5 separate regions of the Homo sapiens genome follow, and regions 1, 2, 4 and 5 are each linked to region 3. The links are chromatin contacts, found by Hi-C or POLR2A ChIA-PET in ENCODE. All regions are on one chromosome and are shown on one strand. Each heading gives the region's core, a stretch centred on a gene start or an enhancer-like site at or near the end of the contact. The rest is flanking DNA. Distances are from core to core; before and after follow the strand shown. Region 1 overlaps IL6R (interleukin 6 receptor). Region 2 has its middle 20 kb from the start of IL6R. Region 3 holds the start of ADAR (adenosine deaminase RNA specific). Region 4 overlaps KCNN3 (potassium calcium-activated channel subfamily N member 3). Region 5 overlaps KCNN3 (potassium calcium-activated channel subfamily N member 3).

Region 1 (4,594 bases), core at 1,491-3,990, 170 kb before region 3:
TTTTGGAAACTTATTATTTAGTAACTGCCTGATTAATACATATATTTTAAAACTCCATGGAAATTTGTTGTTGTTGTTGTTGTTTTGTTTGTTTGTTTTGAGACGGAGTCTCACTCTGTCACCCAGGCTGGAGTGCAGTGGCATGATCTTGGCTCACTGCAAGCTCCGCTTTCCAGGTTCATGCCATTCTCCTGCCTCAGCCTGCCGAGCAGCCGGGACTACAGGCACCTGCCACCACGCCCAGCTAATTTTTTCTATTTTTTAGTAGAGACGGGGTTTCACCGTGTTAGCCAGGATGGTCTCAATCTCCTGACCTTGTGATCCACCCGCCTCAGCCTCCCAAAGTGCTGGGATTATAGGCATGAGTCACTGTGCCCGGTCGGAAATTTTTTTTAACTTAAATTTTTTTTTTTTTGAAGACAGGCTTTCTCCTCGTTGCCCAGGATGGAGTACAGCAGTGCAATCACAGCTCACGGCAACTTCTGCCTCCTGGGTTCAAGCAATCCTCCCGCCTCAGCCTCCTAAGTAGCTGGGACCACAGGCGTGTGCCACAATGCTAATTTTTTAAAAATGTTTTGTAGAGACAGGGTTTCACCATGCTGCCCAGGCTGGTCTCGAACTCCTGGCCTCAAGTGATCCACCAGCCTCAGACTCCCAAAGTGCTGGGATTACTGGTGTGAGCCACTGCACCTGACTAAACTTTAAATTTTTTTTTTTAGACGGAATCTCGCTCTGTTGCCCAGGCTGGAGTGCAGTGGCATGATATTGGCTCACTGCAAGCTCTGCCTCTTGGGTTCACGCTATTCTCCTGCCTCAGCCTCCTGAGTAGCTGGGACTACAGGTGCACACCACCACGCCCGGCTAATTTTTTTTTTTTTTTAGTAGAGACGGGGTTTCACTGTGTTGGCCAGGCTGGTCTTGAACTCCTGACCTCGTGATCCACCCGCCTCGCCCTCCCAAAATGCTGGGATTACAGGTGTGAGCCACCGCGCCTGGCCTAAACTTTTAAAATTTTAATCAAATTAATACATGCACATGGCAAAGAAGTAATAAACAGCTTATAACACTGAGCAGTGGTCCCTTGTCCCATGCCTTCCATTTCTAGTCCTGCTTTCTAAGGAAGCTGCTTGACTCTTTCTGTTTCTAGTTCCTCTGTTGGTGCCCTCCTTAACTCTAAACAACAAGCTTATATGGCTTTTTTTTTTCCCTGATAAAACCACTTGAGACATTATCTATCAACACCCTGCTATGAAAGGTTAGGATTTAGCAGATCTAGAATGCAAGAATCTCCCTGACCACAACCCAGAGAGTGGTCAGCCAGCCTCTGCTTAAATGCTTCCAGAGACAGAGAGCTTACTACCCCTTGCAGCAATCTGTTTTATTGTTCCCAGTGTTTTTGTTGTAGAATGGCTTCATGGCTCACTTTGGGGTCAAATGTTTCTAGCCCTGTGGCGTAGTTGAACCAAATTAATCATTCTTAAATACTTGGCAGTTAGGAAAAAAAAAAGAATAAGATACCCATTTATTTGAGTAAGTATGGATAAAAAGGAAAAGGTAGAATTGACATCAGTCCCATCCCGACCCCTGCCACTTTCTCCCAGCCCTGGCCCCAGGGAGAGAAGGCTTTTATCTATGGGCTGCACATTCTTCCCCCAGATTGGATGGTGTGGGGTGATGGCTCTTCCTCCTGGCTGGCTTTGTACTGTGGGGTCCTTGTCCCTTGTCTTTCCTGTCCTGGGGAGAGCCAGAGGAGTATGCTGGGGCTTAGGGTGTAATCCTAGTTGGATGCAATAATATGAAGTGCCGGCTTCCATCTTTGTTGGCACTTTCCTTGTTCATCAAGGACAGGAGGCAGCTTTCTATTGGGCCCTCTCCTCAAAAGCTTTTTTCCTGCTCAGACCTGGACAAGGAGTGGGGCCTAACTACTATATCTTACTTAGGGAGACCATTTTAATAAATCAGTGCATCCTTCAGGGTAGATCGTATTGACCTGTCCATGGTTTTCTTTGATTTGTGTATACTTTGAGCCAAACACACTCATTTATCTGAATGCTGAGCATCAGTATGGCTTTGGGGGCCTTTTTAAGGGGGGAAAAATCAGCTCTAACATCGTGCAGAGGAATAGGAATTCCAAATATAGGCTGATCCCTATTTTACCTTTTATTCCAACCACTTAGTTCAGATAGTCACAAGCAGCTTAAAGCTTGTGACAAGCAGCTTAAAAGCAATCTTGCTTTTTTATAAAGTTTCTTCTAAAAATTTTCAAATTGTAAAATGTACATAAGATTTACCATTTATATTATTATTATTATTTTTTGAGACGGAGTCTCGCTCTGTCGCCCAGGCTAGAGTGCAGTGGCGTGATCTCAGCTCAATGCAACCTCTGCCTCCCGGGTTCAAGCAATTCTCCTATCTCAGCCTCCCGAGTAGCTGGGACTACAGGCACCTGCCACCATGACTGGCTAATTTTTATATTTTTAGTGGAGATGGGGTTTCACCATATTGGTCAGGCTGGTCTTGAACCCCTGACCTCAGGTGATTCACCCACCTCAGCCTCCCAAAGTGCTGGGATTACAGGCGTGAGCCACCGCGCCCTGCCCATTTATATTATTTTTAAGTGCACAGCTCTGTGGCATTAAGTATTGTTGTGCAACCATCACCACTTTACTTCTCCAGGACTTTTTTCATCTTGTAAAACTGAAACTCAGAATCTGTTAAACAGTAACTTTCCTTTCACCCACTCCTTCCCCCAGCTCGTGGCAACCACCAGTCTACTTGCTTTTTCTGTGAGTTTGACTACTCTAGTACTTCATTTGCTTGCTTGCTTGCTTGCATGCCTGCCTACCTGCCTGCCTGCCTTCCTTTGTCTCTTTCTGTCTCTCTCTTTTTCTCTTTTTTTTTGAGACGGAGTCTCACTCTGTCACCCACCCAGGCTGGAGTGCACTGTCGTGACCTTGGCTCACTGCAACCTCTGCCTCCCGGGTTCAAGCAATTCTCCAGCCTTAGCCTCCTGAGTAGCTGAGATTACAGGCGCCTGCCACCATGCCTGGCTAATTTTTGTATTTTTTGTAGAGACAAGGTTTCACCATGTTGCCCAGGCTGCACTCTAGGTACTTCAAATAAGTGGAATCAGAGAGTATTTGTCCTTTGGTGACTGACTTATTTCACTTAGCATAATGTCCTCAAGGTTTATTCATGTGGTATAACATGTGTCAGACTTTCCTCCCTTTTTAAGGCTGAATAATATTCCATTGTGTAGAGATACCACATTGTGTTGATTCATTCATTTGTCAGGGGACACTGGGTTTGCTTCCCCATTTTGGTTGTGCATAATGCTGCTATGAACACGGGTGTAAAATATCTGTTTAGATTCCTGCTTTCAGTTCTTTTGTGTATATACTCAGAATTATAATTGTGGCATTATATGGTAATTCTATTTTTAAATTTTCATGGAAATGCCATGCCGTTTTCCACAGTGGCTGCACCATTTTACACTTACACCAGAGTGTATAAGGGTTCCAGTTTCTCCACATCCTTGCCAACATTTGTTATTTTTCATTTTGCTGCAATAGTCCTCCTTATGGATGTGAAGTGTTATCTCACTGTGGTTTTGATTTGCATTTCCCTAATGATTAATGTCTTTTTTTTTTTTTTTTTGAGACAGAGTCTCACCCTGTCACCCAGTCTGGAGTGCAGTGGGGCGATCTTGGCTCACTGTAACCTCCACCTCCTGGGGTTCAAGTGATTCTCGTGCCTCAGCCTCCCGAGTAGTTGAGATTGGCATGCACCACCACACCCAGCTAATTTTTGTATTTTTAGCAGAGACGGGGCTTTGCCATGTTGGCGAGGCTGCTCTTGAACTCCTGACCTCAAGTGATCTGCCCATCTATGCCTCCCAAAGTACTGGGATTACAGGCGTGAGCCACCACACCCAGGCTGAGGATCTTTTCATGTGCTTCTTGGCCATTCATATATCTTTGGAGAAATATCTATTCAAATAGAAAGTTCTTTCTTATGTGAACCTAACTCTGGCCTCACTGGCCCTTGCTCTGTTCTCAGGGATAACCAATGACAAATTTCCTAGTCTGCTCTCTCTGAATTCTTTTGGAGTTCCCAGACCTGCATCTGCTTGGGCTCCTCTTCCCAGGCTGTTACATGAGATGGTCTGTGAATTCTTCACCTTTCTGGCCCCCTTCCCCTGAATCTGGTCTCATTTGTGGATGTCCCTCTTTAAGTTGCTGACACTCTCCTTCTATTGGAAGATGGTGTGGTGGGGGCTGTCTGGCCAGCACTGGGTACGGTCTCCACTTTCCAGCCTCAGGTGGATGTGCTTCTTTGGCATAGACACAGCTTCTGTGGGAGCTCAGATAGAACAGTCGGTTTCTTCTCATGTAAGGAGCGGAAGACTTTGAGCCCTCCACCCTATGCATGTGTGGTTTGAGGCAGGGGAAGTCTTCAAAACCCAGTTGTGAATATATCCAAGAAAGAAACCTGCTGCTCCCCTCTCTGCTGAGGGAAGAGCAAGAGGAACTTGGATGATTTTGACGCAAGAGGGGGATTCAGGTTGGAAATTGGCGGGCAGTTCTGAAAAATA
Region 2 (4,599 bases), core at 1,172-3,671, 220 kb before region 3:
CGCCTGAACCCAGGAGGTGGAAGTTGCGGTGAGCCAAGATTGTGCCATTGCACTCGAGCCTGGGCAACAAGAGTGAAACTCCGTCTGAAAAAAAAAAAAAAAAAAGTTCTATATCTTAATCTGGGTGGTGCTTTCCTGGATGTATTCCTATGCAAAGCTTTATTGAACTATGCACTTCACATTAATGCACTTCACAGCTACGTATAATATATTTTAATAAAAAGGTATATAAAAATACTATTTGGCTGGGTGCCGTGGCTCATGCCTGTAATCCCAGCTCTTTGGGAGGGCAAGGCAGGTGGATCACCTGAGGTCAGGAGTTCAAGACCAGCCTGATAAACATGGTGAAACCCCGTCTCTACTAAAATACAAAAATTAGTCAGGCGTGGTGGTGCACGCTTGTAATCCCAGCTACTCGGGAGTCTGAGGCAGTAGAATCGCTTGAATTTGGGAGATGGAGATTGCAGTGAGTCAAGATGGCACCACTGCACTCCAGCCTGGGTTACAGAGCAAGACTCCATCTCAAAAACAAACAAACAAACAAACAAACATCCCTTTGTGTCCTGTCTCAGACACTATTCCCCATCTCCCCAAAGGTAGCCTGTATCCTGATCCCCAACACTATAGATCATTTTTGCACCTTATATAAATGGAATCATGTAGTATGTACTATTTTGTAACGTGTGCCCGTGTGTCTTTTATGTTCATGAAATTTACCATCACATGCTGTACAAAAATAGGTAGTAGGCCAGATGTGACCTGAGGGCAATGGTTTTCTTTTCCTTTTTCTTTCTTTTTTTTTTTTTTTTTGGAGACAGAGTCTTGCTCTGTCATCCAGGCTGGAGTACAATGGCGTGATCTCGGCTCACTGCATTCTCTGCCTCCCAGGTTCAAGCGATTCTCATGACTCAGCCTCCCGAGTTGCTAGGAATACAGGCGTGAGCTACTACACCTGGATAATTTTTGTATTTTTAGTAGAGATGGGGTTTCACAATGTTGGCCAGGTTGGTCTCGAACTCCTGACCTCAGATGATCTGCCCGCCTCGGCCTCCCAAAGTGCTGGGATTACAGAAGTGAGCCACTGCACCTGGCCCTTTTTTAAGACAAAGTCTCCCTCTATCGCCCAGACTGGAGTGCAGTGGCACTGTGGCTCATGCCTGTAATTCCAGCACTTTTGGAGGCCGAGGTAGGCAGATCACTTGAGGTCAGGAGTTCAAGACCAGCCTGGGCAACATGGTGAAACTCCATCTCTACTAAAAATACAAAAATTAGCTGGGCATGGTGGTGCACGCCTGTAATCCCAGCTACTGGGGAGGCTGAGGCAGGAGAATCGCTTGAAACCGAGAGGCAGAGGTTGCAGCGAGCCGAGATCATGCCACTGCATTCCAGCCCAGGTGACAGAGACCCTGTCTCAAAACAAACAAACAAACAAACGAACCAACCAACCTCCAAATGACGATGCTTGAGCTTTAGCTCAGCTATCTCCAGTTGTCTTTGGGTAATGGGGGTGTCAAGTGGCAATGTTCCAAGTCTGGCTTATCTTGGGGGAACTAAATGGCTGTTATCATTCCCAGGCCTCACATCTACACTCTGCCTGATTCAGAGCAAGGGAGGGGGGTGTCTCCTGTGCCATCCACTGCTCTATCCTCAATCGAACCAAGCCCTTTGACCAGGGAAGTGCTGTGCCCTGTTTGTGCATGCTTGTAGGTACAGGGAAGAGACAGGTGGAGGGAGATCCCCTGACTAGCTTACATCAACCTGGCTCATCTCTGGAATTTGGGATGGAGTTAAACCCAACAACCCCTGGGCCTGCTCCAATGAAGACAGGGAGTGTTTATCAATGAGCAGTGACAATTACTACCTCTCCTGAGAGCAGATGAGTAGGTTTCAGGCATGGGGTTTCTCTAAGTCAGCAAAAAGCACCCGATCCCTAATGACAGAGGAGCAGTGTGTGTTAAATGTGTGTGTGCACATGTGTGAATAATTCAGGGCCCTCTAACCATGAGGCCCGGGACAAGAGCCACACTTGCCCACATGAAGTCAATGCTCTTGTCTGCAAGAACATTGTTTATTGTGGCTGGAGCCCAGATAACAAGGAGAAAGTGGCAAGAGATGAGGCAGGAGAGAAAAGCAGGGTGACTTCTGGAGAACCCTTTTCTCGGTGAAGGGATTTCAGCCTTATTCTGGGAATAAGCCAGAGCCCTGAGGGGTTTTAAGTGGAGGAGAGCCAGCCCCACCCCAACTCAGTGGCTTTAGGGGTCATTCTTCCCATGCTACCATTTCCCATGGTTCAAAGATTAACAATAGGGCTAACTTCCAATTTATTCAATTCTCAGGTTATTTATTCAATAATCTAGTGTTCTTCCTCTCTACTTCCTCCTCTTCAGTACCTTGTTGTGGGTGGAGCTCCAGGAAGAGGATGGGGCGTGGTGCCTAGAGGCGGAAGTGTGTATCTTGATTGTTTAACCTGGGAACCCTGAGGGCAGAGGGCGTAGGGGTTGGGAGAGGAAAGGAAGGCGCTAGGAAGACACTGGAAAGACCCCATAAGCGTAGCAGCTCCTAAACCACAGCTAAGCATGTCTGGAGGAGAAGCCTGAATCCGAAAGCAATGAGGAAATGATTAGTGGTTTCATAGTAGGTTGTCTGTAGCTGCAGACACACAGGCGTTTTTGTACACAGGTAAATACAGGCCTGTTCTGTTATTGACCACACGTTTGTATGAAGCTCCAAACTCATGTGTCCTCCTGTTCTCCTGTTTTTTTTTTTTTTTTTGAGACGGAGTTTCGCTCTTGTTGTCCAGGCTAGAGTGCAATGGCACGATCTCGGCTCACGGCAAACTCCACCTCCCAGGTTCAAGCGATTCTCCTGCCTCAGCCTCCTGAGTAGGTGGGATTACAGGCACGCGCCACCATGCCTGGGTAATTTTTGTATTTTTAGTAGAGACGAGGCTTCACTATGTTGACCAGGCTGGTCTCAAACTCCTGACCTTAGGTGATCCACCTACCTCAGCCTCCCAAAGTGCTGGAATTACAGGTGTGAGCAACTGTGCCTGGCCTCTCTGAAGTATTATTTGATATTTTTCTTTTGAAGTTTTCTTCTTCCTGTGTAGAAACTATTTCTGCAAATTGCTTTTCAGTCTGCTTTTTGCTCATTTGTTTTTATCTTCCATGTCTGAGGTTTTTTTCAGCTGTCTGGTGATCTTTGACTGATTATTTATAAGACAGGCAAATATCAGTTAAGTCCTTACAGTAAACATATGGTTTACTCAAGTTAGGATTATTTTAGGAGGATTTCTTTACAAAATGGCCATTTACAAAGACAGAGTATAGGAGAGCTATAACCTTTGGTTGAGAGACACAGGCAGCCTAAGAGAGGAACCCTCTAAGAGAAGAACCAGAGGAACAGATATCTTGATCTCACGCTCCTCCTCCCTCTGGTCTTCCGGGTTCTGCGTTGTCTAGACCAACTGCTAGTCAGAGGGTGTGGGGTATTGCTCATGTGGTCTCTTCCTGGAATACCCCCAGTGCAGAGGGCCAGGCAGCGTGGGTGGGGAGTAGCAAAGAGAAAGCTCTGACATGGGAACGAAGGCGCTGATTGGAAGCTCACATGGTGGGCATCTGGACGGGACTGTTTGCTGGGGGAGTCCCCACATGTCTGGATCTTTAGGTCTTTCGTCTGGGGCCAGTCAGGTTACCCAGAGAAGAATCTCCTTCTAGGAGGGAACAGGCCAGCCTGCCAGTGTTCTGGCCCCCGAAAGGAGGCAGAGGGCTGTGGGTCTTAGCCTGGGGCATTTGGCATACGCAGTCCCTTAGTTCCCGAGTTTACAAGCCATAGCCATGCTGTCAAATGTGCCTGGTATCACCCAGTTCAGAGACTCTCTGTTTTATCCTGTACAGAGAACAAGCTTGCAGATTTCTGTGGGAGGGAGGGAGGGGTAGTTACTCAGTAATGAAGGGTGCTTCTCAAACAGCTTTCAACCAGTCCTCCTTGTTTGCACACTCACACACTCAGAGACACACAAACTCAGTTCCAGAGGTACTTGGAGCTGCCAGTTCATGAGCGTTTTGAGGATTTTATGAATAGATGGGTTGCTTCTCAGTTTTCTCTGCTGGTCATTTAGGATTTGGCCTTTTTTGTTTTTTTTTTTTGTTTGTTTTTTTGGTTTTTTTTGAGACAATAGTCTCGCTCTGTCGCCCAGGCTGGAGTGCAGTGGCATGATCTTGGCTCACTACAACCTCCACCTCCCGGGTTCAAGAGATTTTCCTGCCTCAGCCTCCCGAGTAGCTGCAGCTAGAGGCATGCACCACCCCACCCAGCTAATTTTTGTATTTTTAGTAGCGAGGGAGTTTCACCATGTTGGCCAGGCTGGTCTTGAACTCCTGACTTCAAATGATTCACCGCCTCAGCCTCCTAGAGTGCTGGGATTATAGGCGTGAGCCACTGTGCCTGGCCAGGATTTGGGTATTTCAAGTTGGCTACATCAGTTGTCACCTAAACCCAGAGGGTTTTTTGGTTCCTGGGGTACATCTGGAATTTTCAAATCTTCTTTGGCTGAAACACAGTATATTTGAGAGAGGACTCAGAAGAAAGAGGAAGAAA
Region 3 (4,517 bases), core at 40-2,539:
TTCAAGTTAGGCGTCCTTAATCCTTTCAAAGGAGTGCTTAAAAAAAAAAAAATATATATATATCTTAACAAAATTGAGGTATATAATTTAGATACAGTAAAATTTATCCTTTTAAGTGTATAAATCTATGAATTTCGACAATCGCCACCACAATCAAGATATAGAACATTTCTATTTCCCTAAAAAGCTTTTTCATGCCACTCAACAATCAATTTCTTCCACGATACCCAGTCCCTGGCACCCACGGATCCACTTTCCATCCCTATAACTGTGGTTTTTTTTTTCCAGAATGTCATATAAATGGACTCATACAGTATGCAGCCTTTTGAGTCTGGCTTCTCGTGCTTAGCATAACGCACTTGCGAGTCACCCGTGTTGTTACTTGTAACAGTATTTCCTCTTCACTACTAAGCAGTATCCCATTATGTGGATGTATTTCAGTTTATCTGTTAACCTGCTGAAGGCCATTTGTGTTTTCCCAGTTTTTAGCTATAAAGTGGTTAACAAGCTTTCTCCTACAGCTTAAGTGCCATTTTTAACTCCCAGAAGGCCTTCAGGAGGTGGATAAGGTGAGCTGAGGATAGTGTGCGCTGCTCAAAGTCCGAACGTTGTTCAAGTGGGGCTAAAGCGGGGGTAGGGGGTTCCACAAGGGGCCCTAGCAGAAAGGGAGACGATGTGTCTGCCTTGACATGGGCTCAGGCCTTCCTACTCAGACGGGGGCGCATTTTCCCCCAAGCCCTCTTCACGCACTGCTCCATTCTGCAGAATTAATGAGCAGGATACAAATTCACAAATTCCTAAACCAGCAATGCTGCTTGGCAAGACTACACACACACGCACACACACACACACACACTCTCACAAGACGCACAAATTCCTAAACCAGCAATGCTGCTTGGCAAGACGACACACACCCACACACACACACTCACAAGACGCACAAATTCCTAAACCAGCAATGCTGCTTGGCAAGACGACACACACACACACACTCTAACACTCACAAGACGCACACGCTACGCACTGCAACACAAAGCCTGTGAGGTTGTAAACGAACCCAGACGGCGGCGAAGGTCCAAGGCCGGCCCGGCTTACCTGCCGCGGATTCATTGCGCCCGCGAGGCATTGCCCGGCCCGACCCGCCGGCGGCACGACCCTGGCCCGACCGCTGGGCCGCGCCAGCCCCTCGAGGCCCCCACGCCTCCGCTACTCCGCACTGGAAGTGGCCCCGGGGCGTCGGCACGGGAAACTCCGCGGGTCTGCGCGCCGGGCCCAAGATGGCTCCGGTTCAATTTCGCTTTCGTTTCCTCGGAAAGCCTTCCCCTCCGGAAAGTTTGGCCAAGAGGAGGGGCTTGAGCAAATCTTGCGCCACGCTTGGTTTCAGGCCGGTTACAAGTCGAACCCCTCCGCTGCATGAGAACTACGGAAGGTACTTTTTTTTTTTTTTTTGAGGCGGAGTCTCGCTCTTTTTGCCCAGGCTGGAGTGCAATGGCGCAATCTCGGCTCACTGCAACCTCTGCCCCCCGGGTTCAAGCGATTCTCCTGCCTCAGCCTACGGAGTAGCTGGGATTACAGGCGAGCGCCATCACTCCTGGCTTTTTTTTTTTTTTTTTTTTTGTATTTTTAGTAAGAACAGGGTTTCACCACGTTAGCCAGGGTGGTCTCGAACTCCCGGCTTCAAGAGATCCGCCCACCTCGGCCTCCCAAAGTGTTGGGATTACAGGCGTCAGCCCCCGCGCCCGTCCGGTACTGTTTAGGAAAACCGCCGTTTCAGTACTGAGCTCCTAATTCCCCGCACAGGCCGTAGGCAGGAATACACGAATAGAGCAAAAGGAAAACAAAGGCACACAAAACCTCAGGCCAGAAACAGCATGACGCCCGGTCCTCCCTCTCTCCGCGCCAGCGCGGTGGTGGCCGCGTCTCCAATGTGGAGGGGGGGGGGAGGGGATGGGCGGGAGCGCAGATCTCGTCAAACGACCAAGGTCCCCACCGTGGGACCTTGTTAATGCTCCTACTATGTTATAAACTTAAGCAAGCAGATGCCAGCCAGTAAAAAGTACCAAGAGTAGCAACAGCAGCAGTGAACAATTTAGGATCTAGGTCATAAAAACTACCCCACCAGGCAAATGGTTAAGTACTTTACATGTATTATCTCCCTTAATCTTCACAACAGCCCTCCAAGGTAGGCATTATTCCCACTTTGCAGGTGTAGAAACCGAGGCTTGACTAAGGCCACGCTGCTGCCAAATCCAGGTCTGAAGGCTTTAGTAAAGCTCAGTCTTCAGCGCTTCTCTACACTCATTCAAATTACACCATTACTTTCAAAAAGATAACTTTTGTTATCTAGAGGGACAAAAGTCAAATTTGCTTCATGGTCAGGCTTCTCTAACTGCTGGATTTTTGTTCAAGGTATCTGGGAAACGATTATTCTAGGGTTCAACACCATCCTCACCTGTGAGAATGTTCTTTCCCTGTGTTTAATCTTAATTTTACCCCCATGCTTATGAAATTACAAGGCAGTCCCTTTATAGCAGTATCTCCAGCTGATGCCCTTTCATGGTGTTAGTCACTCCAAATTAACATTCCCTTGCAGGCTGGGCTCTGTCTTCCTTCTGGGCCTTTGCACATTCTATTCGTTGGCCTAGCATGCACCTCCTCCACGGCTTCCCGTGAATCAACCTTTCAAATTTACAAGGGAGGCCTTCCCCACAGCAGGTAGGGGGAGAGGAGGGGGAGCAGGTGCTGTTTGTGGTTTCCTACTCCATGCTTCTCGAGTTACTGGGCGCCTACCCCTAATAGGGCACTTGCACACTGCGCTAAAAACGCCCCATTCGATCATTTAACAAAACTTTACTAAGCACCTAATTATGTGGCAGATACTGTGTTAAGCACCCAGGATATGACACAAATAAGAGCGCCATCCTTTAGCTAGTCTGCTAGGGAAGATGGATGCCTCAGTAATCACAATTATCATGTACTTCTTGTTCATATATCTGCCTCTAGAATTGTCAAGTCATCTCCTCGGGGGCAGGAAGCATGTTTTGTATCCTTATATTCGCCTTCAGAGGGCTGGTTAGTTGAAAGAATAACAGACCCCTCAGTAGGTATAACAATGGGCAAAAACAATCGAAAGACAACTTCACAGGAGATAAAAAATATCAAACATATGAAAAGGTTCTCAACCCCATCACATCAGAGAAATGCACAGTATAGCTACAGTGAGCTACTGTCCATTCACCAGACAGACAGCATTAGCCATCTGATTAGACCAGGTGGCAGCAAGGATGCAGAGCAGCTCTTAGTCACTACAGGAAACCAGTTTACCATTATCTAGAAAGGTAATGGTAAACCCCAAGAAGTTCATGGTTGCATTATTTGTAATTAATAGCCCCCAAACTGGAAACAACCCAAATGTCCATCAAAAGTAAAATGGATAAATGGTGGCATATGCCCATGATGGAATACAATACAGCAACAAAAATGAAAGATCTACGCATGCAACAAGGTAGCTAATTATCTAAATATGATACTGAGTGGGAAAAGCCATATGTATACTATATGATCCCACTTACAGAAAGTCCCAAGCCAGGCAAAACCAAACTATAGTATGCTCTGCATAAAAGACAAAATGAGGCCGGGCGCAGTGGCTCATGCCTGTAATCCCAGCACTTTGGGAGGCCGAGGTGGGCGGATCACGAGGTCAGGGGATCGAGACCATCCTGGCCAACATAGTGAAACCCCATCTCTACTAAAAGTACAAAAAATTAGCTGGGCATGGTGGCGTGTGCCTGTAGTCCCAGCTACTGGGGAGGCTGACGTGGTAGAAACGCTTGAAGCAGGGAGTCGGAGGTTGCAGTGAGCCAAGATTGTGCCATTGCACTCCAGCCTGGAGACAGAGCAAGACACCGTCTCAAAAAAAAAAAAAAAGAAAAAAAAAAAAAAAAAGACAAAATTGTGGTTAATCACTTCTAGGGAGAAAGGTGGGAGTTTTGACTGGGAAGAAATCTTTTGGGTACCGGTGATGTTCTAGCTCTTGACTTGGGTAGTGGCTACATATGTTTGCTTTCCAATAATTTCATTATACATTTACGTTTTATTCATGTTTCTGTATATATATGCTGTATTTCACAAATTTAAAAGGTAAAAACAAACAAGAACCACAACAAACTCTTGCTGTTGCAATTCCAGTCCACTTCCCCATGTTTTTTTTCCTCCGTTTAAGTAACAGGAGTTATATCTTACCTCTGCTTTCTTGTCTTCAGGCAAGACAATCTGAAAGCCTTTACCCTTCTTCAGAAATGATCCAGAAAAGCTTTAATCACAACTACTGTGCGAGGGAAGCTGCACCGCTGCTCCCCCCACCCCTTTTAATCTAACATAGGACACAGTGGCAAAGCAGTGAACTTTCCTCAACAGAAGGTCAGTTTATGCCTTGAAAGAACAACAACTCCTATTGTCATTTAATCTTAGCAGCTCAAGTAACTGCAGACAGTCTTATTCATAAACGTTTCATCTCC
Region 4 (4,903 bases), core at 1,731-4,230, 240 kb after region 3:
TATATTGGTACAGACCTTTCCCCGACAGCAAACCCCATCTTTTCCTGGGGCTGGTCCTGAGCTCAGAACAAATGTTTGCTTCCCGAGGTGGCCACTGGGGAATCCTGGCCCACTCACCTCAAGAGGATTCTAGCGATGCCTGGGCTGGCACACTTAGCTGTTTCTCCCCCTGCCAGGAAATCTGCCACTCAACCAGCTCTGTCTCCCACTCACACAGCACAGAAATAATAGCCCTGCATTTTCCTGCAAATTCCATCTTCCCCAAATGGAGACTAGCTCCACCTGTTCAAGGAAACACAAGCAAGAAGCAAGATGGAGCAGGCCTGGGAGAACAGCCATGTGGCCTCGCAGGGGCCAATGGGGGTTCCTGGGCAATGCCCCCCAAGGCTATTATTCAGTGCTGGACTAGAAAGCGGATTGGCCTGCTGCCTCCCTTTGCCGGCACATCACAGCTGACTAAGCATGCTTCCCATCCGGGTTCCCACTCAGTCCACACCACAGCCCCATTACTGTGTAGACACCACTGCCCCACTCAAGACAAGATTTCCAAGGATGAAAAGACATGGAGACTAGAAACTAAGGAAAAACTTCACTGAGGCATGAGGAGTCAGGACTTGAATTCAGGTCTGCTGACTCCTGGACCAGGCTGCTTGATGACAGAGGCAGCCCCCTTGGGAAAGGGTGAGGGAACGAGAGGACCTGGAAGGGCAGGCTGCAGTTAGAAATGCAGGCTCCATTTTCGCATTCATCCTCATAACAAGCTGGTGAGAATGAGTCATCGAAAGCAGGGTTTCTCAGCCTCAGTACCACTGACATTGTGGGCTGGGTAATTCTTTGTTGTAGGGGGCATCCCTGGCCTCTCCACATTAAAGGACTATAATATCCCTCTCCTGACTGTGACAACCAAAAATGTCTCCAGGCATTGCTAAAAGTCCCCTGAGGAGCAAAAGTGCCCCAGTTGAGAAGCTCTGATCTAAAGGCACAGTTAGATCCCAGGTCTTGTGGTAAGGGAGGGGACCCCCCACTGTTCTCCCTCACTCCCATTCTGGCAGGCGCTTCTTTCTCCCCTACTCATGCCACTCGCCAGGCATCCGCAGCCCATACCAGTTCTACTGTTCCCTCTGCACCATCTCCCTCCACTCTAGGGGCAGAGCCAGGCGGCCCCACAGGCATTCCTTATGTTGGGCATGTGTCAAGTCACCGGCCTAAGCTCCTTCATTAACATCACTTCACAAAACTCCTCCAAGGCAGGCACCATCACCCCAATGAAACAGATAAACTCAAAGATTAAATCACTGAAGTCCTGCAACCAACAAGGGTCAGGGTCCAGCTTTGAAACTAAGTCAGAAGGCCCATGTCCAGCAGGCCTGGGCTGCCCAAGTGAGGTGGCCTTGGTCTACAGGTCCCAAGACTCTCACCCTCCAAGCCCGGGTGCCAGCATCAGACACCAGCTGGGCTAGGAGAGGACCTCAAAAGCCATACCTGCTGCCTTTCCCCACTCTCCTCCCAGTCTTAAAAAGAACAGGTGCAGTGGCTTCCCTGTGTGGTCCGTGAGAGCCCTGGGCCCTCTGCAGGCTTTGGACATTTGGCGACATGGTTGGTGCACATGAGGCTGGTGATTCCCAACATCCAGTGCTTACCTTCCCCCAGCTGGGAGACCTTGAGGAGGTTATTCCACCTCTCCAAGCTCATTAATCCCTTCCCCCAACATCCCTGTGGAGTTGAAAGTGCTAGAAAATTAGGAATGCATATCTTTAGCGTTTTGTATCATTTCAGTAAGTTTCCATAAAATCAGGCTTCCAGGCCACACTGGGGGAGCTTCTGAGCATTTATGACACATTTTATTCATCAGCCCAGAGCAGGGAGATTTGACCTTGAAATGTGGATTGACTCAGAAAGACCCTAGCAACTTCCAGTGACCTTCAGGGAGTCAACACCCACGGTGCTGGAGGCATGGATAACTTAGCTGATTTTTGTTTGTTTGTTTGTTTGCTTTGTTTGAGGCAGAGTCTCGCTCTGTCACCCAGGCTGGAGTGCAATGGCACTATCTCGGCTCACCACAACCTCCGCCTTCCCGGGTTCAAGCGATTCTCCTGCCTCAGCCTCCCGAGTAGCTGGGACTACAGGCGTGCACCACCATGCCCGGCTAATTTTTGTATTTTTTGTAGAGACGGGGTTTCACCATGTTGGCCAGGTTGGTCTCAAACTCCTGACTTCGTGATCCACCCGCCTCGGCCTCCCAAAGTGCTGGGATTACAGGCGTGAGCCACCGTGCCCGGCCAAATTTTTTTTAACGTTGCCAGCCATGCCTCGAACAGACCTCTGGAAGGTGAGAGGAGCCATCTGTTCTGGGTCAGGAGCCCAGGCAGAAGCTTGCCACGGCCTCAAGCACCATCCTGTGACCTCTTACAACCCCTGGGGCAGGTGCTACACGCATTATATGGAAATTGATACACCTCAAACTTAACGAGTCCAACCACAAACTCCCTGTCTTCCCCCAAAAAACTGCTTCTCCCACAGTCTTCTCCATTCAATTAACAGAAATTCCATCCTTCCAGTTGCTTGGGCCAAAAGTCTCAGCCTCATCCTTGACTTCCCCTTTCTCTCACCACTGCCTGACCTGCACACCATGACCTTTTGTCCAATTCATCAGGAATGCCCTCCTTTTAAATAGCCCAAGGGTCCAGCCACTTTTTACCAACTCAATGCTACCACCCAGGTCCAAACCATCACCACCCTCACCTGAGCTGTCCCCACAGCCTCTCAGCGGGGCTCCCTGACCCTGGCTTGACCCTCCCTGTCTGTTCCAAACACTGCAGTCAGAGTGGTCCCATTAAAATGTAAGTCAGATCTTGTCACTTCTCTACTCCAAGCCCTCCTCTTGCTCCCATCTCACCCAGGGTAAAGGCCACACTCCTCAGGACGGTCTACAAATCCCTGCAGAGCCAGACCCGCCTCCCCTGTGACCTCACAACCCCGCCCACATGATCCCTCCACTCACTGAATCAGCCTCACAGGCATCCTCTCTGCTCCCAGGCCTGCACCGTCCAGTGTGAGGACACGAGCCACGTGTGTCCACTGAGCCCCTGCAACATGACCAGTGCAACTGGATTTTAAGTCCATTTCATTTAAAATTAAATATAAAAAGACACTCCACTCTTTTATTGGAAAAATTTTAAGTACGTTTTCAACAACTTGAGTGTGTGAATCTATTCTTTTTTTTTTCTCGGACGGGGAGTCAGGGTCTTGCTCTGCTGCCCAGGCTGGAGTGCAGAGGCACACGCATGGCTCACCACAGCCTCAACAGCAAGCTATCCCCCACCTCAACCTCCCAAGTAGCTAGAACCACAGGCATATGCCACACACCCAGCTAATTTTTTTTTTTTTTTTTTTTAGAGAGATAGAGTCTCACTGTGTTACATTACCCAGGCTGGACTCGAACTCCTGGCCTTAAGCAATCCACCTGCCTCTGCCTCCCAAAGTGCTGGGATTACAGGTGTCAGCCACCATGCCCAGCAAGTCTGTTCTTTTAATTGTAAATTTTATAAACTCTAAATACAGATCAAGTATCTCCAATGAAAACTTAATGTCTGATTGAGATATGCTGTGTCAGAGACACACCAGATTTCAAAGACTTAGTACAAAAAATAAAGTGTAAAAGATCTCAATAATTTTTTGTATTGCTTGCACATTCAAATAATAATATTCTGGCTATGTTGGGTTAAATTAAAAATATTATTAACATGTATAATTCTACTTTTCTCTTTTCACTATTTTTAATATGGCTACTCAGGAATTTAAAATGACAGCGGTAGCTCCCATTTCGTGTCCACCGGACAGTGCTGTCTACAACACACCAGGCATGATCCCCCCTCAGGGCCTTCACCTTGCTATTCCTCTTCCCCCAGGTGGCTGGATCCCTCACCACTTCAGATCCTCCAATAGACATCACCTTTTTGGTAAGGCCTTCCCTGAGCACTTATTTAATTTATTTATTTATGTGTTTATTTTTAGAGACAGGGTTTCACATGTCACCCAGGCTGGAGCACAGTGGCGTAATCACAGCTCACTGCATCCTCGAATTCCTGGGCTTACGGGATCTTCCCACCCCAGCCACCCAAGTAGCTAGGACTACAGGTGCACACCAATGTACTCAGCTTTTTTTTTTTTTCTGTAAAGATGAGAGTCTTGCCATGCTGTCCTGGCTGGTCTCAAACTCCTGGCTTCAAGCAAGCCTCTTGCCTTGGCCTCCCAAAGTGCCAGGATAATAGGCGTGAGCTACCATGCCTGGCCCTAAGCACTTCTTTATTTGTTTTATTTGTGGTTTTTGTTTTCTGTTTTTGTTTTTGTTTTTGTTTGAGACCAGGTCTCACTCTATTCCCCAGGCTGGAGTGCAGTGGCACGATCACAGCTCACTACAGCTTTGACCTCCTGGGCTCAAGCGATCCTCCCACCTCAGACTCCCAAGTAGCTGGGACCACAGGCACGCACCACCATGCCCAGCTAATTTTTTGTTTTGTTTAGAAGGCGTCTCACTATATGGCCTAGGCTGGTCTCAAACTCCTGAGCTCAAGCGATCCTCCTGCCTCGGCCTCTCAAAGTGCTAGAATTACAGGCATTAGCCACTGCACCTAGCTCTGAGCATTTATTTAAAATGACCACTCTCAGCCGGGCATGGTGGCTCATGCCTGTAATCCCAGCACTTTGGGAGGGCAAGGCAGGCAGATCACTTGAGGTCAGGGGTTCAAGACCAGCCTGACCAACATGATGAAACCCAGTATCTACTAAAAATACAAAAATTAACTGGGCATGGTGGTATGTGCCTGCAATCCCAGCTACTCAGGAGGCTGAGGCAGGAGAATCACTTGAATCTGGGAGGCGGAAGTTGCAGTGAGCCGAGATC
Region 5 (4,690 bases), core at 1,075-3,574, 200 kb after region 3:
TCAGCAAGGACTTTGGAGAGTTCATCTCAAGGTGTTGGGTACCCCACCTGCTGCCAAGAACAGGCAAGAGCTGCACCACTGTGCACCAGCAAAGGGCTGGATTTGCAGTGGTGATCTCCTTAGCAAGGAGAGTCCAAAATTAAAGTCACCGAAGTCTCTTGTTTGTGCCAGGCCCTGGTGGGCCCTTTAACCCAGCTCTCTCAGCTGATGCTCACAACATCAGCATGTGGCCAGCATTATGACCTGTTTATACAGAGGAGGAAACAGACTCAGGGAAATTCAGTGATTTGCCCGAGGTCACCCATTAGACGGCAGCAGAGCTGAGATTAGAACTCTTGATTCTAAATCTAGAATCTTCCATGTCATACCATATTTCATTTTCTTTTCATAAAGGCCTAATTAATACTGCAGTCATTATTGATTCAATCCTGAGAGCATGAGAACACAGCCAGTACAGACTATTAATCTGCATTTCCTCCTTGAGATGTGCCAGCCATAAAAAATGTAGCAGCTTCAAAAACTACAAACTAGAAAGGGGCCTAAAGGAAATTTGGTGCCCAATGAATAAATCTTATGTCAGCTCAGGATTGTTGTAATTGCAGTTCTGTATAATGTTCATAAGGCTTGGGTTTCCTGCGGTCCCTGAAATCGACCAGGGAGGTGAGGAAGGAAGCAGCCATTCCCCACCAGGGTGCCCAAGGACTCCCACCAAATTAGAATGTGGTCCCAGCCCCGGGAACTAAATTTATCCTGAAAGGACATTTGGATCAGAATGTTCTCTGCTACAAGAGATCCTGTCCCTCATTGTCCTCCTCTTTCTCTTCTTCCAGAGCCAGGCAGTATTGGCTGTAAAACTCAGCCCTGTCAATTCAGCTTGAAAACCACACATACACATGCAGTCAACCCGCAGCAACAGACACCACATGTTTAGATTTGAAAGATGGGAAAGACTGAGGCAAGCAGGAAAGGAGAGGCCGAGGACATACAGAGAAGGTGAAACAAGGTGGTTTTGGTGAAGCTGAGCGCAGGGTCAAAGAGGAACTGAGAAGAGGAAAAAATGTCCCCTGGTGGCTGTGGACAACTCGAGCCCGTAACCCAACAGCAGCTGGGGCAAGTCATTCCCTCTACAGCGCCAGCTGCTCCTTCCCAAGCCACGCAGCTCCTCCTACCTGCCCCCGCACTTCAACCTTTTGAGCCCACTTAACACTCAGAAGCCCCCCGCACAAAGTCGGCTTTGGGTGATGTCACTGCTGCTGCGGGTGACAGCCAGGCCCTGGGGATAGAAGCCTGCTCTGGGATGGTGGCGGTTTCCAGCCACCCCACCAAACCTGCAAGGTTGAATTCTGCAGGCAAAGGAAGGATGTAAACTCCCTGCCTGGGGGAGAAGCTAAGTCCCCGAGGCTGCTGGAGAAGAGTGTATTTTTAGGCATAGGCTTGATTTGTGAACAATAAGGGAAGAGCAAAATTGTAAAATCCTAAGGTTCTTGTGAAGTCTGATCAGTGTCGCTCCTGCTAAACATCCAAAAAGATCCGACAGAGCAAGACAAACTCGGGCTGCCCTCAAGCCCTGGCTCCTGGTTGGGTGGTGTTCAGTCAGTGAGATCAGAACCTCAGCGTTTTGGGGTGGGAGGGGTGTTTTTCCATTCCTCTGACTCTTAAACAAGAGTGTACCAGGTGGCTCTCATCTTTAATCCTAACAATCTCCCAAGGAGGGAGATTCATCCACCATTCCTCTAGCCCAACCCTGTACTCTAAGGTCAGAGCAGGTCCCAGTGATTGAGGGGGGTTCAACCTGTACCATAATCTACACCCGTCTCCCATCCCCATTCTTACCTCTCAGTCTTTGATACAGACTATTGACATTCTCTCCATCTTACATAAAATGCTTTGCAGGTGCAACCTGAAGACAAATTCCCTGGCTTCCCTCTCCCGCCATCAGATCGCCATCCCCCAACCCCTTCTCATAGATAGAATGGGGCTACTACCATTTTAGACCTGGGTGCCTCATCGCTCCAGCTGCTGCTCACCAGGATCTGGCTCCAGCCCTTCTTTCTATTCTCACCTTTCAACATTCCCTTTACGATCAGCTGCATGCCTCCCATTCCGCAGAGCCCTGAGCTTCTGCATTCTTCACAGCTGCTGGAGCTGGTCCCTTCCCCTAGAGGACCCTCGACCCACCTGCACCTGCTAGAACTGACCCCATGACCATCTCAGATGCCCTGCACAGCAGCGTCCTCATTCCCATCTAGGTGGAACTGTGCGCCGTGCCCTCCACACCCTTGTCCTCAGCACCAGCAGCCAAGGCGTGTGTGTCTGCGTGCTTATCTCTCCATTAGATCACAAGCCTGTTTAGGGCAGGGACCTTGCTGTCCCCACGGTGCCTGGCTCAGAACAGCCCTTCAATAGCTCTGTGCTGAATGAATTAATCACCTTTTGTCCAGTCCTCAGGGGAGAGAATAGTTGCTATTTCTAACAGCAGCAGGAAGACAAATATCGCCCTGCCCACTCCCCCGCCTCCCATTCCACACATACACACCCACTGGTGGCAATTTCTCTTTGCTCTCAAATCGATATGGTTTCTAGCACATTCTAGCAAGAAGCACCATAAAGAGCTGATAGGGACCTTGGAGAGCCCTTAGCTTCCTCCCCAGATGCACAAGTGAGGGATCTGAGGGCAGTGAGGGGCAGGGTCTGCTGGCGATCACACAGCAGGCAGGTGTCGGGCGGCTCCCGCAGAGCCGCCTCGTGGCTCTGAGTTCAGAGGCGGTGGCTGCTCTGCGCCCACTGGATGGCTCCGCCGTGTCTGGTTACTGATCTCTGGTTTGTGGCTGTGCCTGATGTAGTCACAGGTCAGTGGTCATAGCCAGGCCCAGCTGCTGTGGCTGAGCAGTGTCTCTGAGAACGTCCAGCCACGGTGGCCATGCCTCAGCACTCTCCTGTGACACAACGTGATCTCACCGAGTGACCAGGTGTACGGCTTCACCCGTCCATTTCACAGACTCAACACTCAGCCCCAGCAGCCAAGCCCCAGCACCAGCAGCCACGCTTTCATTTCACAGACTGTGAGTAACACGAGACCGGGTCCAGTCTGTAGTTCACAGCTCTGTCCCATACCAGGCACCGTGCCCCTCACAGAGCATGGCTCAATAAACACGTGTTCTATGAATGCAGAGCAGGCTTATTTGGGGGCTGGGGTGGGAGGGCACATAAAACTACAACCTCACAGGAGGCCACAAAACTTTTAAGATGAAAAAGATTTGCAAATCCTTGAAGTTTCTTCTTTACTTCTCCTGTCTTTAGTCCAACCAAAGAAAGTTTACCTCCCAGATTTGACTTCTGGTTCGACATTTGTATCAATGGTTTAGATGAAGCTATTATACTCAGGCTCATCACATGTGGGAGGGCAGGAAGCTGGGAGGCCCCCAAATACATGTTGCTGAGTGAGATGCTAAAAGGCCTGGACAGACTAGAATGAAGGGCTGAAACAGCTGCAGGGAAACGTAACAGAAGAAAATGAAAGGTACAGTTCTCACCTAAAAAGCCAACGGTATTAGGAAGGATGGGAGATTGAGGGGGCAGAGGGTGGGGAGCTGCTTAGCAGCTCATGAGAAGACAGAGGGGTTTTAGTAAATATTCAATTCAATATAAACTAACAGGCTACCATGAAAGCTAAAAGTCACTGGCTGTCTTTGGCTGCAGTAACAAAGTGAGAAAGCAGGTCGGTGCCTTCTGTACTGACCTGATCCCAGTGGTGTGTAAGGGTCAGTGTGTCACCAGATCCCTGGGCTGCTGTGGACCAAGCAGATCCTGTTCAGAGTAGCAAGATCAGGGTGGAAACAGGATTATTGACATGATTATGGCAGGGAAGTGGGGGCATTTAATCTAGGGAAGTCCTGGGTCCAGCTTAGGGGAGTTTGGGTGGAAGGCTGCTGGCACCTTACCATAGGAACGGGCAGAAGGAGGGGAGAATATGGGCGGGGAAACAGGAAGAGCTGCTGAAGCCTGACTCACCCAGGCCACTGGCAGCCCAAGGCACAGTGTCTAAGGGAAAGACCAGACTCAGCCCAGGCAGATGATGGCTTGGGGTTAGAGGCAGGTCTGATCCTGAGGGCCTGGGGACTATCAGGGACACTGTGACTCCAGGCGAGCAGAAGTAGAAGTCAGCCCCTCAGAAGGCAGGGAGGCAAGAAAGAACAAGACCCAGTATGGGGCTCAGTGAGGCTTCAAGGAAGACCCTAGCCTTCCTTGGGATCAGAAGGCAAGGCAGAGAAACTGAAGCGGGTCCCAGTTCTGATGGCTGGGCAGGTTACCCTGAGATGGCTGCCCTTCTACCTCCCCAAGGGTGCTGGGCCTCATCCTTGAGGCAAGCCTTGGACCCAAGGGGAGGACAATAGGGAAACCAGGAGAAGGAAGGGATTTTAATAGGCAGAGGAGCCACCACAAGGCACAGCCAAGGTGGGGGTGTGGCTGGGATGAGGGCCTCCAGAGCTGCTGCAAGGTTGGACCAACACTGGGTTACTGTTCAGCCCTAGGCTTCCTAATATTCACCCTTGTTGGAGGGAAGTCCCCATGACTCAGCCCACCTTCTAGGCTGCTTCTAGCCATTGTAGGAACCAGGGGTAGAAGAGTTAATTTGAGGACGGGCCTCTCTCCCCCAGGCAGGGCAACCTGGCTAGCTTTGGAGATGGTC

Evidence for each region. A loop is a pair of places that touch in the nucleus more often than their neighbours do. ChIA-PET counts read pairs that join two places held with the same protein, here RNA polymerase II (POLR2A). Pooled maps may share reads with other maps.
Region 1: a loop to region 3 is called in a pooled map, with 3 times the contacts of the local background. The contact joins the enhancer-like site here to the promoter of ADAR in region 3. A Hi-C loop is called at or near these places in 4 of 50 pooled maps. POLR2A ChIA-PET finds 5 or more read pairs at or near these places in 2 of 52 experiments (activated CD4-positive, alpha-beta T cell and activated T-cell).
Region 2: a loop to region 3 is called in a pooled map, with 4 times the contacts of the local background. The contact joins the enhancer-like site here to the promoter of ADAR in region 3. A Hi-C loop is called at or near these places in 6 of 50 pooled maps. POLR2A ChIA-PET finds 5 or more read pairs at or near these places in 2 of 52 experiments (activated CD8-positive, alpha-beta memory T cell and activated T-cell).
Region 4: a pooled map shows a loop between it and region 3 (6-fold over the local background). The contact joins the enhancer-like site here to the promoter of ADAR in region 3. A Hi-C loop is called at or near these places in 2 of 168 maps with a recorded cell type or tissue (GM12878 and OCI-LY7), 28 of 37 single-sample maps with no recorded cell type and 13 of 50 pooled maps. POLR2A ChIA-PET finds 5 or more read pairs at or near these places in 5 of 52 experiments (GM12878, HEK293, activated B cell and 2 more).
Region 5: a pooled map shows a loop between it and region 3 (4-fold over the local background). The contact joins the enhancer-like site here to the promoter of ADAR in region 3. A Hi-C loop is called at or near these places in 2 of 37 single-sample maps with no recorded cell type and 12 of 50 pooled maps. POLR2A ChIA-PET finds 5 or more read pairs at or near these places in 7 of 52 experiments (B cell, BJ, GM12878 and 4 more).

The regions. Positions count from the first base shown.
Region 1 is chr1:154,437,016-154,441,609 of GRCh38, forward strand. The region is part of intron 6 of IL6R (interleukin 6 receptor); the gene reads left to right. Among named protein-coding and RNA genes, the nearest start is that of IL6R-AS1, 33 kb to the left of the region's middle. Within about 2 kb of position 2,741, at least 6 of the 41 ENCODE cell types and tissues checked have a DNase peak (open chromatin) inside an H3K27ac peak, as active enhancers do.
Region 2 is chr1:154,383,295-154,387,893 of GRCh38, forward strand. No RefSeq gene overlaps it. Among named protein-coding and RNA genes, the nearest start is that of IL6R, 20 kb to the right of the region's middle. RefSeq lists an enhancer at 3,450-3,659. Within about 2 kb of position 2,422, at least 11 of the 41 ENCODE cell types and tissues checked have a DNase peak (open chromatin) inside an H3K27ac peak, as active enhancers do.
Region 3 is chr1:154,606,897-154,611,413 of GRCh38, forward strand. ADAR (adenosine deaminase RNA specific) reads right to left here and starts at 1,290. Exons shown (of 15, transcript NM_001111.5): 1 at 1,096-1,290. The coding sequence starts at 1,110. RefSeq lists a silencer at 1,064-1,173 and enhancers at 1,174-1,563, 2,233-3,226, 3,310-3,389.
Region 4 is chr1:154,848,996-154,853,898 of GRCh38, forward strand. The region is part of intron 1 of KCNN3 (potassium calcium-activated channel subfamily N member 3); the gene reads right to left. Among named protein-coding and RNA genes, the nearest start is that of KCNN3, 19 kb to the right of the region's middle. Within about 2 kb of position 2,981, at least 2 of the 41 ENCODE cell types and tissues checked have a DNase peak (open chromatin) inside an H3K27ac peak, as active enhancers do.
Region 5 is chr1:154,806,212-154,810,901 of GRCh38, forward strand. The region is part of intron 2 of KCNN3 (potassium calcium-activated channel subfamily N member 3); the gene reads right to left. Among named protein-coding and RNA genes, the nearest start is that of KCNN3, 62 kb to the right of the region's middle. Within about 2 kb of position 2,325, at least 7 of the 41 ENCODE cell types and tissues checked have a DNase peak (open chromatin) inside an H3K27ac peak, as active enhancers do; they include GM12878, where a contact is called at or near this core.